Regions from separate parts of the Mus musculus genome. Here regions 1 and 3 are each linked to region 2. The links are chromatin contacts, found by Hi-C or POLR2A ChIA-PET in ENCODE. All regions are on one chromosome and are shown on one strand. Each heading gives the region's core, a stretch centred on a gene start or an enhancer-like site at or near the end of the contact. The rest is flanking DNA. Distances are from core to core; before and after follow the strand shown. Region 1 holds the start of Spire2 (spire type actin nucleation factor 2). Region 2 holds the start of Tcf25 (transcription factor 25 (basic helix-loop-helix)). Region 3 holds the start of Tubb3 (tubulin, beta 3 class III).

Evidence for each region. Hi-C counts contacts between places; a loop is a spot of excess contacts on that map. ChIA-PET counts read pairs that join two places held with the same protein, here RNA polymerase II (POLR2A).
Region 1: a loop to region 2 is called in a map of left cerebral cortex, with 5 times the contacts of the local background. The contact joins the promoter of Spire2 here to the promoter of Tcf25 in region 2. A Hi-C loop is called at or near these places in 12 of 37 maps with a recorded cell type or tissue (CH12.LX, Patski, T-helper 1 cell and 6 more). POLR2A ChIA-PET finds 5 or more read pairs at or near these places in 4 of 5 experiments (Patski and embryonic stem cell).
Region 3: POLR2A ChIA-PET joins it to region 2 with 31 read pairs in Patski. The contact joins the promoter of Tubb3 here to the promoter of Tcf25 in region 2. A Hi-C loop is called at or near these places in 4 of 37 maps with a recorded cell type or tissue (adrenal gland, heart and v-Abl transformed pro-B cells). POLR2A ChIA-PET finds 5 or more read pairs at or near these places in 3 of 5 experiments (Patski and embryonic stem cell).

The regions. Positions count from the first base shown.
Region 1 is chr8:123,329,336-123,334,222 of GRCm38, reverse strand. It overlaps Spire2 (spire type actin nucleation factor 2), which reads right to left and starts at 1,510. Exons shown (of 15, transcript NM_172287.2): 1 at 1,203-1,510. The coding sequence starts at 1,458.
Region 2 is chr8:123,371,066-123,375,988 of GRCm38, reverse strand. Tcf25 (transcription factor 25 (basic helix-loop-helix)) reads right to left here and starts at 2,278. Exons shown (of 18, transcript NM_001037878.4): 1 at 1,925-2,278. The coding sequence starts at 2,116.
Region 3 is chr8:123,408,641-123,413,177 of GRCm38, reverse strand. It overlaps Tubb3 (tubulin, beta 3 class III), which reads right to left and starts at 1,625. Exons shown (of 4, transcript NM_023279.3): 1 at 1,516-1,625. The coding sequence starts at 1,572. Mc1r (melanocortin 1 receptor) reads right to left here. Exons shown (of 1, transcript NM_008559.2): 1 at 2,434-4,537.

The DNA.
Region 1 (4,887 bases), core at 261-2,760, 41 kb after region 2:
TATCGGGGCTTTTGTGCAAAATTTAACAGCTTGGAAGTGTCAGGCAGGGGTGTGGAGGGAGGGAGGAAATGGGTATAGGCTGAGAAGCCTGGGAAAGCCACGGTGGCGGCTCCTCTGTGCGCACAATGGGCCCTTCCTGCTCCAGAGGCAGCTGTTGTCCTTTGCTTCTCTTTGGCCTTGCTTATCATTCCTAGTCCCCCGCAGATGCCTGCCTGAGAGAATTTCTGCAAGCCCACAGCTCTCGGGGTTGGAGGGAGGCCAGCCTTCCCTCAGCAAACACACAGCCTGCCTTTGTGCTCCCAACCGGGTATCAACTTTTGGGGTACTATCACTGTATGCCCCATACTAGAACTACAGTTCTCCAGGGGGAAAGTGAGGCGGAACAGTAGACAGGAGCCTGAACTCAACGCTCTGAATAGACTACAATAATCTTTCAAAAGCTCAATTGTTGGTTCTCACTGTTTAAGTTTTGGTTTTTTTTTTAAATCACAGGTTATACACTCTGCTTACATTTACAATTAAACTCAAAAAATTAGTATTAATTCAGTACAGACTCAGAACAAGGCACATTACTCCTGCTCTCCCTACCCCTAGAAAAAGGCACACATCTCTAAGTAGCCTCAAGGTCTGCAGTGTCGCCAGAGGGGAGTACCAGTTTCACGGGAACACCCACAGGCCCTGCCAGAGCAAGGCCAGAGGACTGCAGACTCCCCCAAACCATCTTAAAGGGAACTGACTAAAGGAGAGGCTTCCGAAATTCAGGACTTGACCGTAAGATACTCCGGCTTTTAACCAAAGCCACTCTCCCCTGGGGAAAGCGTCCCTGGGCGCGAGCAGCCAACCGGCCGCTTCTCATCAAGAACGATGGGCTGTTGGTAGGGTTATCCCAGACTGCGTGTGTGTGTGTGTGTGTGTGTGTGTGTGTGTGTGTGATAGTGGGCTGTTGGTAGGGTTATCCCAGACTGCGTGTGTGTGTGTGTGTGTGTGTGTGTGTGTGATTGTGGGGTTCTCCTAGGTCGAAGGGAAGACAAGGAGTCCCAGATCCAGAGGGCAGGGTGGGGCCTTCCCGGTCCGGTAGAGCGCTATCTGGGCGCTGATGTGAGAAAGGTCGAGGCCCCGTCACTTGGCACCGGGGTGCCCTCAGCGGCCGCCCGCTCGCCCGCCGCGCCGGCCACACCCCCACCCACTCCGGTGCGCCTTACCGGGCTCCAGCCGCGCGCCAACCGAACCGTCCCTACGCAGGAGGATGTCTGCCGTGTCCCGGATGCGCCGCACGCCGCCCGGCTCGCCCCGCAGCCCGCGGCAGCCCTGGAAGCACACCGCCCAGGCCTGCTCCTCGTTGATGGGCTGCTCGTACACCTTCAGCACTTCCTCCAGGGACAGCTCCCACGGCTCGGGCCGCGCCGCGCCCCCCGCGCGTTCGGGAGCTGCTGCGCCGCCGCCGCCCGCCCGGGCCATGGCCGCCCATCATCGCCGCCCGCGCGCGCGGCGGGTCTCCATAACAGCGGGGCGACGCACCGCCGAGCGAGGGGGCGGGTCCCGCGCCGCCCGTGTGCTTTGTCATTCCGGCCCCGCCCCTCGCGGGCAGATGCAGGTGAGGGCGGGGGCTGATGGAGGAGGAGGAGGCTAATGGTCAAAGAGGCGGGGCCGGGCGGGGAGGGAAGGGAAGACCGGTAGGGAGGGGCGAGCCAGGGGGAGGGGCAGAGCTAGGAGGGGCAGCCGGAGAGGGAGGGTGCAGGACAAGAGAGGACTAAGGTTTGTTAGAAACCGGTTGGGGGTGCGAGGAGGAAAAGCTGACTGAAGAGGGGTGGGGTTAAGCATGATGGGGACCTTGCACACGAACACACACACACACACACACAGAGGCACACGTACACGCGCTCCCTTGGCTCTGGCTCTTTAAAGCAGACAGTGCCTGTGATGGTCTTTGTGGAAGGCCTGGACCTTAGGAGGTCGCTATAGTGTGATTGGCTCAAAGATGATGCAAGCCTTCAGGGATGAAGTACTTCATAAATGGTCCTTTTTTTCTGCTCGAAAGGATCAGCTTCAAACCCTTAGTGTCTTAGTGACAAACAATGTGACCGAGCTAACACAACACCTCATTCTCAGAGTGTGTTGCCTTCATTCCAAGGCACATCAAAAGTGTTAACAAGCTAAGCACAGCACACAGCTTTGTTGAAAGTAGTTTCAGCCATCTTTACGACGGTTGAGAAGAACAGAGCGAGAAGACACAGCTGGGAGATAAATGATAACAAGGCAGTTGGTCTCGGGCTTTGCTTTGCGGTAGAACTATCGCCTAGGAAGCACAAGGCTGGGACATAATTGTAAGAGAGAGACTTGGTGTAGGGCTGGCTGACAATCTCCTCTGGATTCTTAGTCTTCAATTGGAAAGAAAGGATACAAATGAATTTTGCCTGAAAGTGTTTATAATCAATATCTGGGCGAGTGTGACATCCTTCAACCAGTTCTCAAGCTTATGAGACACAACAGATTTAAGCGGAACCAAAGGACACTGGAGAAGAGGAAATGAAAGGGAAGGTTCTCTCTGCTCAGGATACATTGTGCAGACAACCTGGAACTCTGGCTCTTCTTCCCTAATCCTCAGAAACTTCAAGGGCTACCTCAGTAGGGAAGGAACAGTAGGAACCTCCCACAAGGAAACTCATTCCTTGCTTATGTTAGGAATGAGAGCCTGTATCCAAGTAGTTTAAGGAAAGTCTGAGTCACACAGTACCAAGTGTGTGCTGACAGCGCCCACTGATGAGGCCAGGGTGTTTCTGGTTGGCCGGCTCATAGAATGGTTTCTGTGTTTCTTTTTCTTTTCTTTTCTTTTCTTTTCTTTCCCCTTTTTTCTCTTTTTTCTTTTCTTCTCTTCTCCTCTTTCTTTCTTTCTTTCTTTCTTTCTTTCTTTTAATGGTTTTAAGGTGTTTATTGTAGAAAGGCAGAGAGAGGGAGAGAGTAGAGAAGTAGAGGCTGGCTATGACCACGTGGAGAGAGGGGAAGGGAAAGCAGAGAAAGGGGGAGCAAGGGAGTAAGAGCAAGAGAATAAGAGGTAAGAGAGCTATTTCTGTAATTCTAATGGGTGGTATCTTAGCCAGGGTTTCTATTCCTGCACAAACATCCTGACCAAGAAGCAAGCTGGGGAGGAAAGGGTTTATTTGACTTCCACTTCCACATTGCTGTTCATCACCAAAGGAAGTCAGGACTGGAACTCACACAAGACAGGAAATAGGAGCGGATGCAGAGGCCATGGAGAGATGTAACTAGCTCAGAACCTGGAATCACAACTCAATTAAGGAGTGAGCCACCCACGCGCTGTGCGGTGACCCGGGAGTGATGGATCACAGCTGGGGATTTACAGTAAGGAAGTGCCTCTCAGGGAGACCCAGTGTGTGGGGGTCCCTGACCCAGAGGGCAGCAAGAGACCAGGCAGAAGTCAGGCAGTGTGTATGTGTGCGGGCATCTCCCAGGCTCCCTCAGTGGTACTGCCTTGCCCCACTTTAGCAGCAGAAGCACCCACAGGAGATGCATCATTCTGGTGTCAGTGAAGTGAATGGGCAGAGGATGGAAATTATCCACAAGGAAGTTATTTAGGATGCAGCACACTATTTCCCATTATCATCACAGGGCTCATGCCTTAAAGATTTGAGCCTTAACTGTTTGCGCCAACCATAGATTGGCAATTGGATCGTGAGGACTCTGACATAATCAATGGATATTCTACATATTTCTTTTTTTTTTTCTACATATTTCTTATTGGTTTTTATTGTCTGTGTGTGATATGAGGGCAGATGCGTATTGCCCTAGCATGTGTGTGGAGACCAGAGGGCAACTTCTGTGGGTGATTCTCTCCTCCCACTGTGGTTTCCAAGGATGGAACTTGGATAGTTAGGCTTGTGTGGCAGGGCTTTTACCCACTGTGCTTCTTTCCAGCCCTAGAATTGCCATTTAAATAGTCTCAGGGAAGGGGTGCAGACTCGTGGAGGTGGATCCTAGCTAGGGAAAGTCGGTCACCAGAAGCAAGTACTTAGGGACTAGGCCGTGTTCTAGGACTTTGTCCCTCTCTCTCCCAGTAGGTCACGAGGTGAAGCACTCTACTCTGCTCTGCCCTGCTTCACCACACAGGACTCACAAAGCCCTGTGACCATTGACTGCAACAAAGCCAAATCAATTCTCCTTCCTGCTGGTTGTTTCTTAAGGAATTCTGTCGCAGCAACAAAGTATCTTCCATGCCTACTCTCTTTCTCTTAAAGCTTTGAATTTTCTTTGTTGGCTTCAAGTGTTTGAGTTCTTCTATAGGAAGCTGCTAACTTTTTCACCCTGAACTTATTAAGAAAATCCCTAAGTGCTTCTAAGTACATCCCATAATAATTAAACAATGGGTTACACATGCACATTCAAAGTGCATTCAAACACACACACACACACACACACACACAGAGAGAATACATGTTTTTGTGATGTTCTCATGATGCTGAGGATAGTTGTGTGTCTATGGCCTGTGTATACTAGGTAAACACTGTAAAACTGAACCAAGCCCTGACCGTAATAAATATACAAGTTAGGTTCTGCTATCTATCTCCTCTTATCTAAAGACTAACTCCTCCTAGCCACGGCCAACATGAGGAAGCAGAAGTGTTAGTCAGCACTGTGGTCACTTACAGAAAGCGTTTCTTTCTTTCCTCCCAGGCCATTTACTTATCTATCGCTCACAGTGTCAGAGGAACCCAGAAATGGACCTCAGGTGAGACATTAGTCCCAAATTTCTTAATAGTCACCATAGTAGCAAGAAGGATTTCTACCTGGGAGCCCAGGGTGACTTACAGTGGGTCATCAGAATCAAAGAGCAGATCAATTCAAAGACTAATTAAACTGACCTCAGTCCTG
Region 2 (4,923 bases), core at 1,029-3,528:
CAGCAAGGGCCCTTCACCACTGGGTTGTATCACCAGCCTCCCGCCCCGCTTGCCTACCTCAGCAGTGTAATTCAAAGCAGCTGAGCAGTCAGTAGCCTGGGCCCCAAAGGTGGCAAGATTGCCAACTTCGTGACATATGAAAAGGAGGCCACTGACCAGTTTGAGAGAGTGTCAGGGATGGGACAGAGGGAGGCAAAAGCAGAGGACAGGGAGCCAAGGCTAAAGGTGAAAGCCGTAAAGAACCAGGGAAAGCGAAGTGCAGGACAAGTTCAGGAGAGCTGTAAAATCTTTAAGAACCAATGGTCTCAGATCCCTAAGGTCTGAGAGTGAACCCCAGCTGCCGTCAAGGGAGGAATCCCAGTACAAGGAAGGCTACAGATGGGTGAATGATGGGATATCTAGGCTCTGTTTTGCAATCACCTCTTAAGAGAAATGGGATTAAAATTATATTAAAGGCATGTAGACTGACAGAAACTGGGCCATGGGCGCATACGGGTTATTTGTATTTTCCTAATTTTTGTGTACGTTTAAAAGTAAACATAGCTGGGTGGTGGTGGTACATGCCTTTGATCCCAGCACTCAGGAGGCAGAAGTGCGCGAATTTCCGAGTCTGAGACACAGCATCTCTAAGTAGTCTACAGAGTGAGTTCAAGGACAGCCAAGACTACATAGAGAAACCCTGTCTTGAAAAAGAAATGATGATAAGCAAAAGTAAATCTAAGAAAAGTACTAGTGAAGGGAGAAGAAACAGTAGGAATGGGGGTTGCTCTCAGGCTCAAAGTCAGAGGAGGCAGGCGAGTTCTCTGTACCAAGGGAAGACATATTTCACCATCGCCACAGACTACAGGACAGATCCCTTCCTTTCCTTATGGGAGAAATAAACAATCTCTGAACCAAACTTCCAAAATGTCTGTGACATTTCTCACACCAATCAATATCTTTGCTAGGAACTTTTAAACCTGCTAACTGATAAAAAGCTGGGGACAACTGGGGGTAGTGCTGTCTTGGGTGCTGCAACAGTAGGATAGACATGGTTTCATATCTGCGACTTGAGGAAGACCCAGTACTTCCGTGTGTCCCAGCTAGCTGAGACAATTCACTGCAAGACTGAGAGTCTCAGACACATTACATCTTTTTACTCACTCGAAAATGGCCACTGACACCTTACCATATGTGGAAGTTGGAGATACGAGGAAAAGACATATTATCTGCCCACACATGAAGTCAGAATCATAATTTATACACATATGAAACTGCAGACCCAGGTCAGTCTGTCGTAAGGAAAAACACGGGGCTCAGGACTGCTACCCAATTTTCTGCTGCGAGGAATACGATACGATAGGTACAAGTAGCTGGGACACACAGAAGTACTGTGATGAATAAGCCGAAATGTTTGCAGAAGAGAGACCTCCCTCAAGTCGCAGAAATGAAACCAAGCCTACCCTACCATCCCATTGCCCCGGACAGAACAACCCTACTCCTTCAGTGAAGCCTAGACCCAACTGAACCCCACCTCCCACTCGCCATCCACAGTGCCCCTCCCCCTTAGCTGTCTCGGATGTCACGCCCCGCCCACTCTGACGTCACTGCCCCGTCCTGCCCTGCGTCACGTCACGTCTCTGGACACAGCCGCGAGACACGCCCTATGCTGCAGCAAAGTCCTGTCACTCAGCCCCTTGTCGGCACCCCCGTTAGCCTTTAGCAGCCCCTTCGCTCGGCATTTTCTTCCACCTTCCACTCGATCTCGGACGGGGAACACGGCTTCCTCACCCCACCCACCCTGCGGCTGAAGACCCGCCTTCCCCGATGCGGCGCAGTCCCTTCTCTCCGCCCACTCGACTGCAGTCCAGACCCAACTTTGTGCCCCTTCGCATGACGTCATGCCCCCACCATTTCCCCCCCCTCAGGTTGCCCAGCTCCTCACCAGCTCAAACCGGTTGTTGACACGGACTCCTTCCTTCCCTGCACCCCCGGGGCGCCGGCCACCCAGCCCCGGTTTTGGTCCCTCTTCCTCTGCGTCATCGTCATCAAGGAGGACAAACTTCAAGGCGTCGGGCCCTAGGGGTTCCTGGCCGCGCTGTTCCCCCCTCAGTCTCCGGAGGGCCCGGCGCGACATAGGACCCGACAGCCTGATGTGGGCAGAGGGACGAGGAAGAGCAGCAGTGTGGCGGCGCCTGCGCACTTGCGGCGCGCTGGCGCAAGATTGGCGTGTCGCGTTTGCGCGCCGCGGCTCTCCGGAACTTCCTCCCAATTCCCCGTGGAGTCGGGGAAGGTGCAAGGGTGGCCCAGGGAGCTCTCGCGAGAGTCGGGCCCTAGCGGCGGCCGTGGTGCGGTGCTTCGGCTTTGGAGATGGCTGGCTTTCAGAAAGCCGGCTGTGCGGCGGGCAGCAACGCGCAGGCTCAGAGCGCTGCTCCGCACGAACGCGATTCCCGGGGGCGAGCCTGGGGGCGAGCGGGCAGGGGTGGGGCAGGCGAGGAGGCCGTGAGAGCAGGTGCGCACGCCGCAAGGCCCGTGTGCAAAGACCTCTGCTATGACAGGAGCGAGGGACCCAGTCCCCAACCCCTCTCTGCTAGCCTACCCATGCGACTTGTCCGATGTCCCCCACCTCCACGTTGTTACTAGACTGCAAAGGGACAGTTTTCACCTTAATAGAACCAACCTAACTTCTTTCAGACTGGGTAACTCCTCTCCACAACGTGCACCGAGCCGAGTTAGGTGTTAGGGCTTGCTTTTTATTGTCGCGAACGCAACAGGGGTGGTCATGTTACAGGGGTATTGGGTGAGGGGAGAGCTGCCTAGGTGTGGATCCGTGGTGTGAAGTCACGGCAGCCCTACCTATGTGTATTCTAATTCAGGAAGATTTTCACAATAAGGACATAGGGATCCTCGGCACAGATCTTTTCTTTTTCCATGTTCTTTTTGTTTTTGTTTTTTGAGACAGAGTTTCTCTGTGTACCCTTGACTGTCCTGGGACTCGCTTTGCAGACCATGCTGGCCTCTGCCTCCCAGGTGTTGTGACCAAAAGTGTGTGCAACAACAACCGACCTTTTTTTAAAACAAAACAAAAACACCACCTGTCTTAGGGTTTCTATTCCTGGACAAAATATCATGACCAAGAAGCAAGTTGGGGTGGAAAGGGTTTATTCAGCTTACACTACATACACACTGCTGTTCATCACGAAAGGAAGTCAGGACTGGGACTAAGCAGGCCAGGAAGCAGGAGCTGATGCAGAGGCCATGGAGGCTTGCTCAGCTTGTTTTCTTATAGAACCCAAGCCCAGGTATGGCACCACCCACAATGGGCCCTCACCCCTTAGTCACTAATTGAGAAAATGCCTTACAGCTGGATCTCATGGAGGCATTTCCTCAATTGACTCCTTTCACTGTGATAACTCCAGCCTGTGTCAAGTTGACACAAAACTAGCCAGTACACCACCCAAACCAAGATCTTGCCCTGTAACGCTGGCTACCCGTGAAGCTATGGAAATCCTGTTCTGAAGGGCTGGAATTACAGAGCTACTTCATGTCTACGCCCCAATTTTTATACTTTTGGAAAACTTTCCTAGACGAGTCAGGATTGAGTACCTCCAAAGTAAAATGAGCTGGGGTTGGGTTGGACCTTTCCCCAGCTTGAGAGCAGGAGAGGGCTAGGCCAGTCACTGCTCTTACTTGATCTTAGCCAAAAGGCTGAGAAGCAATCAGTCACTTATCTTAAATTCCAGCTTCATTTTGGGAGATAGATCTCCTTTTACAGGTGAAGACGCCTTAATGAGCTAAGTTTCCCAGAGAGAACCCGGTTTTGCATTCATGTGACTCCCAAAGTCCAAACAATGTAGGCGGTTGGCAAGGACAGAGAAGGCAGGCAGGGCAGCAATCCCTTAGTTCCTGCTCTTGTGTGAGCCCCCTGTCCCACTGTCCGTGTGCTCCACTCCACCCTGCCTCCCCCAGGAGTCTTGGTTCGTCCCTGGGTTGGATGCTGAGCCCTCTGCCCACACTATGAAGTATCTTTAGGTACTTCAAAGTTGATGGTTCACAGCTGCTGTCCCAAGGTGCCCATCCCCCCAACCCTCTTCCCTGCGCACTGTTAAAGTTGCAGCTTCTTCCGCATCAGGCTCAATGCTGCCGCCCTGACTGTTCAGGACCAGGCTGGCTTCTGTGCCATCCGTGATCAAGAGCTGTGGCCAGGCTGGGCAGTGGTGGCGCACGCCTTTAATCCCAGCACTTGGGAGGCAGAGGCAGATGGATTTCTGAGTTCGAGGCCAGCCTGGTCTACAGCCAGGGCTATACAGAGAAACCCTGTCTTGAAAACACACACACACACACACACACACACACAGAGCTGTGGCCAGCTTACACAGGTCAGTAGCCTTACCTTTGAATAAAGTGGGAGGTCTCAGTCTAGAACTGCCTCTCCTGAGACACAAGTCATGGACCCTGAAGGATGGAGTTGATCTTCCCTGAACCACTAGCTCCAAATGTGTCTCCCCAAACTGCTGCAGATCTGGTCCTTCTGAAAATCTCAGTTCTAACCACTGTATTTGGCATCGTCCCGATGGATGAGGCTGAGGCTAGCTCAGTGGGCTGACATGCAACCCACTGTTTAGAAAAGACCAGCAACCATAAGACAGGACAGGCTGTTGTACAACCTCCAGAAGTGGTTGTAGGGCACTGTACAACCACAGGCATTACCCTGCAACTCAGCTGGGTGTTTCCCAAAATATGAGTTTATTGCTTTCATTTGTGTTGTGTGAGGATCAGAACTGGTGACACCATGCTTGGAGTGTGAGCTGGATATGTGGCTGCTTTCGAGTCTGTAGATCAAGAACTGTACGTAGTTCATGGCACTGGATGTCCATGAGAATACTTCATGAACATGAGGGGGCTTCTTGTTTGAGAGTTCACTGTATAGCTCAGACATCTGCA
Region 3 (4,537 bases), core at 376-2,875, 38 kb before region 2:
AACAGCACAGATGCAGCAAGCTCACCAAACAGGCCTTCCGATGGCAAACCTTCCCTCCCCCACTCACCCCAGGCCCTTTCAGGAGCAGATGTTCGTCCAGGGAAAGCCTGGCACCTGTGACCACATTAATGAGCCCTCACCCTCCCTTCAGGCCAGGGCAGCTGTCAGCGATCATCCCAGGAGTCCTGATTTGATCTGAGGCCCCTTGCCTTAGGCTTCCTCTGTATGCCCCCCTACCCGCCACCCCCCCAACCCCGCCCAAATTTCCCTTGTAGGGCAGAAGCAGCTGTCTCCCCTGTGATTAGGGAGTCTCTGTGGTGCCGCTTCCCTTCCCCTTTAACTAGAGGAACCTCCACCCAAGAGCCAAACTTGTAATTTACATGTCAGCCACGTGACTGGCCCAGCCCGTGGTAATTAGCTTTTTTGTTCCTGCCCGGTTTCTATGGCAACAGCCTCCAGAGGTACTCTTTGCTTCGTCCCCTCCCTCCCAGGACCTGTCTACCCAACCTCCTCCTTTGGGAACTAGCATCCCTAAGCCCCGTCCAGCATTCATCTGGACAAAGCTCCCGTTTCATGTTGTTCAGAAGGGAGAAGATTGAGGTAGCTGACCCCACCCACTCAAATGCAACCCAAGTGGAGGTTGGGCTTCTGCAGGAATCAAGTAGTTCTGTCTGCCACTTGCTGTGTGACCTTGGGTAAGGAACAGTCTCCTAAGGACTTGGAAACAGGACAGCTACCTCACTAATGATAGTAGGATTGCGGAGTCACTGCACCAACCCCGCGCCCCCCCCCCGTTTTTTTCTTTTTCTTTTTCTTTTTCTTTTGCCTTGGCTTCAACACCTGGATGCGGGCTAACAATAGAGGGGAAATTGAGGCAATCCTTGCAGTCGGCTTTGTTCTGTGCTCAATCCCGACTGGGAGGCCTTGGGAGCGCACAGTTAGAGATGGGAGATTTTCAGAGTCCAGTTCTGGATCAAGGTCATTGGAGTGCAGGCCGAACTCCTCCAACAAAGGAACAGGGTGGGGCAAGGAAACTGGGTGAGCTGAACAAGGTTGGGGATATGAGGGCGGCCTTGCTCCCTGAAGACTGTCTAGTTCTCCAGTGGGGATCCAGGCATGTACAGTCATTATGGTTTTAGGGGAGAGCCCCACCCAAAGTTGCCCGACACACCCATCTTACTCAAGGCTTAAGTGGCAACCTCAAAGAAGGCCACGCCCAGTCGGCGCCCCCCAACCACATCCCCTGTACCTGATGGTGTGTGTGGGTGCGCAGAATGGATGGGAATGCGAGTCAGAAGGGTTACCCCCAGCCTTCTCCTGCAACCTGGGCGCAGTGCAGAGTGGCGTGATTGAGGGGAACCGATTGGGGACCCCGGGGTCCCAGGAGCGGGGCAAGGGGCTGGGCTCTTCCCTTTGTTCCGCTAGCGGCTCCCAGAGTCGCCTTTCTCTCCCTCCACCCACCGCCCTGGGGCTGGCGCTTGTGGGGACGCAGGACGCCGGACGGCTCAGCCTCACCTTGGCCCCTATCTGGTTGCCGCACTGGCCGGCCTGGATGTGCACGATCTCCCTCATGCTGACTTCACGCGGCTAGAGACGAAAAGGCAGGCGGACAGCAGGCTGCGGAGGATCGGCAGCCTCCGCCGCGCCCTCTTATAAGAGGCTGCCCCGCCCTCGCTGGCTGATGTAAGCGCTGCGGGCCAATGCTGGAGCGCCGCACAATGCGGCAGGCTCTGCAGCATCAGCACCGGCACCGAGATCCGCCCGCACAATGCGGAGCAAGTCTGGCCGCGCCTTCGGAGGAGGGGCCACCGGTGGGCAATCCGCTCTGGGGACAATAGAACCCAGGCCCCTTAGTGCCCCACCCCAGTAGCTGCCTCCCCATTTTGTCCCTGCCCCATCCCCACCCTGCAGCTTTGTGAAGAGGGTCTTTCTTTCTCTCAAGTGCTTAAGAATCAAGACCCATATTCTCTGAGTCCGCCGAGTCGCTTGAGGTGGGAGAGGCAGGGGAAGCGAAACCCTTCTTGAGACCTCTGTGCAGACCTGGGGACGCTAGTCAGGACGGTGGCGGATTATAGCTCCGAACTCTGAGGTCACTATTTTCTGGAGAAGAGAGGGCTACCAGTCCGCGGCTCCACAAAGGGCTGCGCCGAGGGTGCAAATGTACCTGGGGTGTGAGGATGCACACACAGTATCTGGCAAGTACCCCTGCTCCATGAAAATCTCTGTGAAAAATTCTAAGGATATACAACCCACTCAGTGGAGCATGTCGAACAGTCTTTTTTTGTCTGAGCCATGCCTGATGTCATTGGTACCCTTGTGCTTCTGGTACAAGTGAGGGTGAAGAGGGGGCACGAGGTGAGCTGGAGCTACCTAGGTAAGGAGACTGTGTGTGGAGGGGGCCCATTGGGAAGCAGAATCAGGAGGGCATGCAAATTCACAGACAACACTGATTTAATATTCATCTAGGACCAGTGACACCTTATGAGGACTATTTGATATTTCAGTGACAGAAAATTCTTCGGGAAGAATCTGAGACAATAGTACCACACTTCAATGGTCCACAAACATTCATTTCACAAGAGCCGCTAAAAAGCTTAAAAACACCTGCAGATGCCTTCGTCCAGTTTGCACGCACGGGTGCACGCTGGATAGAGCGGCTGCGCATACAACTTTCTCTGAGGGTAAGCATCCAAGTTAGCCGAGTTTAGAAATGGGTCTTTTGTTCTCAAGAGATGCCCCTCCCCCACAATGTGTCCATGATGTGGCTTTCTGTGGTTCCAGCTGGCCTGGCTCAAGAAGTATTGGGTGAGCATCTGTCTCTGTCTCCTTGTCTGGACAGAGAAGATGCTTAGAAGCATCCAGAGGCCTGGGATGCTTCTCTGACAGATGACATCAGGCCAGAGCTCTCTGTGTCCCCAGGGAGCTATGGTGTCAGGCTAAAGGCTGACTCATGGTCCTGTCTTCCAGCAAAGGCTGGCCCTGCCGGGAACCAGCTTCCAATCTCAGTCCAGCAGGGCTGGAGCTGATAGTGTGGCTAGGTCCTGGCCTGGTGCCATTTCCTGACTTGATGGTTGAGGGCATCTCACTCCAGACTGAGAGGCCACCCCAAGGAGGAGGACAAAGAAGTGTTCAGTACCAGTGGGGACTCAAGATAGACTCTGCTGCAGGAATCCCAGGTTGTAGCAGCAGAAAGGCTCAGGGATGTGCAAGCTTCTTAGTTCACCCCAGGTGCTACTCTCCTGGGACTCAGATACGCCTGAAAGGTCTTGTCTAATTCCCAAATCTGACAGAGCACTGAGACCACCCCACCTCCTCCCAGAAGGGCAGTGTCCCATAGAAACAGACCTCAGCCCCTGGTCCTGGTCCACCCTACGTGTGCCTCAGGGACTCTCCACCCCTGGGCTTCTCAGGAGAGCTCAAAGTAGGTTGAAAGTCCTACACATGGGGGGTGGGGTGGGGGCAGGAAAGGGACAGGCTCTGGCCAAGGTTACGGATGTGTCATATCAGGGGCTGAGATGCTACGGTCCTGCTACAGTGTATGGATGAACCAGAAGGAGCCTGAACAAAGGGATTCTTGTCACCATAGAGGCACGAGGAAACTTTTTCTGCCGCTGCTTGCTCTGATCTGAAGTTTGTAGTCATAGAGGAAGCCAAGACGGGACCGTGGTTTCCTAAATCAGGCAGGCAGCTAGCTGTGGCTTCTGAGACTCCCATCTCCCTAATGTGACCACTCTCCCTGTCCTCTCACCCAAACTTCACTCAGCTTCTGGAGAGAGCTAGGGAAGATGGCAAGGAGGCTCCCTCCCTCTGACCTTAGCATTTCAACTGCTTCCTGGCTCAGAGCCACACAGGCTGTGGTCAGTGATAAGCCAACAGCCTCCCCTGCAGCTGGTGGAGGAGGCACTTGACAGAGTAGCCTGCTGGTGTGAGCAGTTGGGTGCCCACCTCTTGGGATTCCCAGGAGCCATTTTTAGGTCAGTCCCACACCGCTTGTGCAAATGGGTAGGCCCCTCCTGCAAGATGCACATTCTACAATTCTGCTCCATGTGCTGAGGAAGGGTCTCACTTCCTTAAGCTGCCTACTGCATGGCTATGGCTGGGTTTTCATGGCCACAAATCCTCTTATCAGAAGCTTCCACCAAGAGTAGTTGCTCCCCCTTAGCTCTTGTTTGTCATTTTTTTTTTTTTTTTTTTTTTTTTTTTTTTTTTTTTGAGACAGGGTTTCTCTGTATAGCCCTGGCCGTCACTGGAACTCACTCTGAAGACCAGGCTGGCCTCGAACTCAGAAATCCACCTGCCTCTGCCTCCCAAGTGCTGGAATTAAAGGCATGCGCCACCACCGCCCGGCTTGTCTGTCATTCTTTTAACTTAGAGACTTCATGTCTGTCCCAGCAGGAGAGCCCAGGCTGAATGAGCTGAAGGGCTGAGCAGGAGTTGCCTTGTAGGTGGGGAGAGGTGAAGCTCTTCAGGAGCCTGTGGTCTGACCCTTGCTCAGGGCTAGAGTTCCCATCCCTGTCTCCTCCACTTCCCGTAGCTG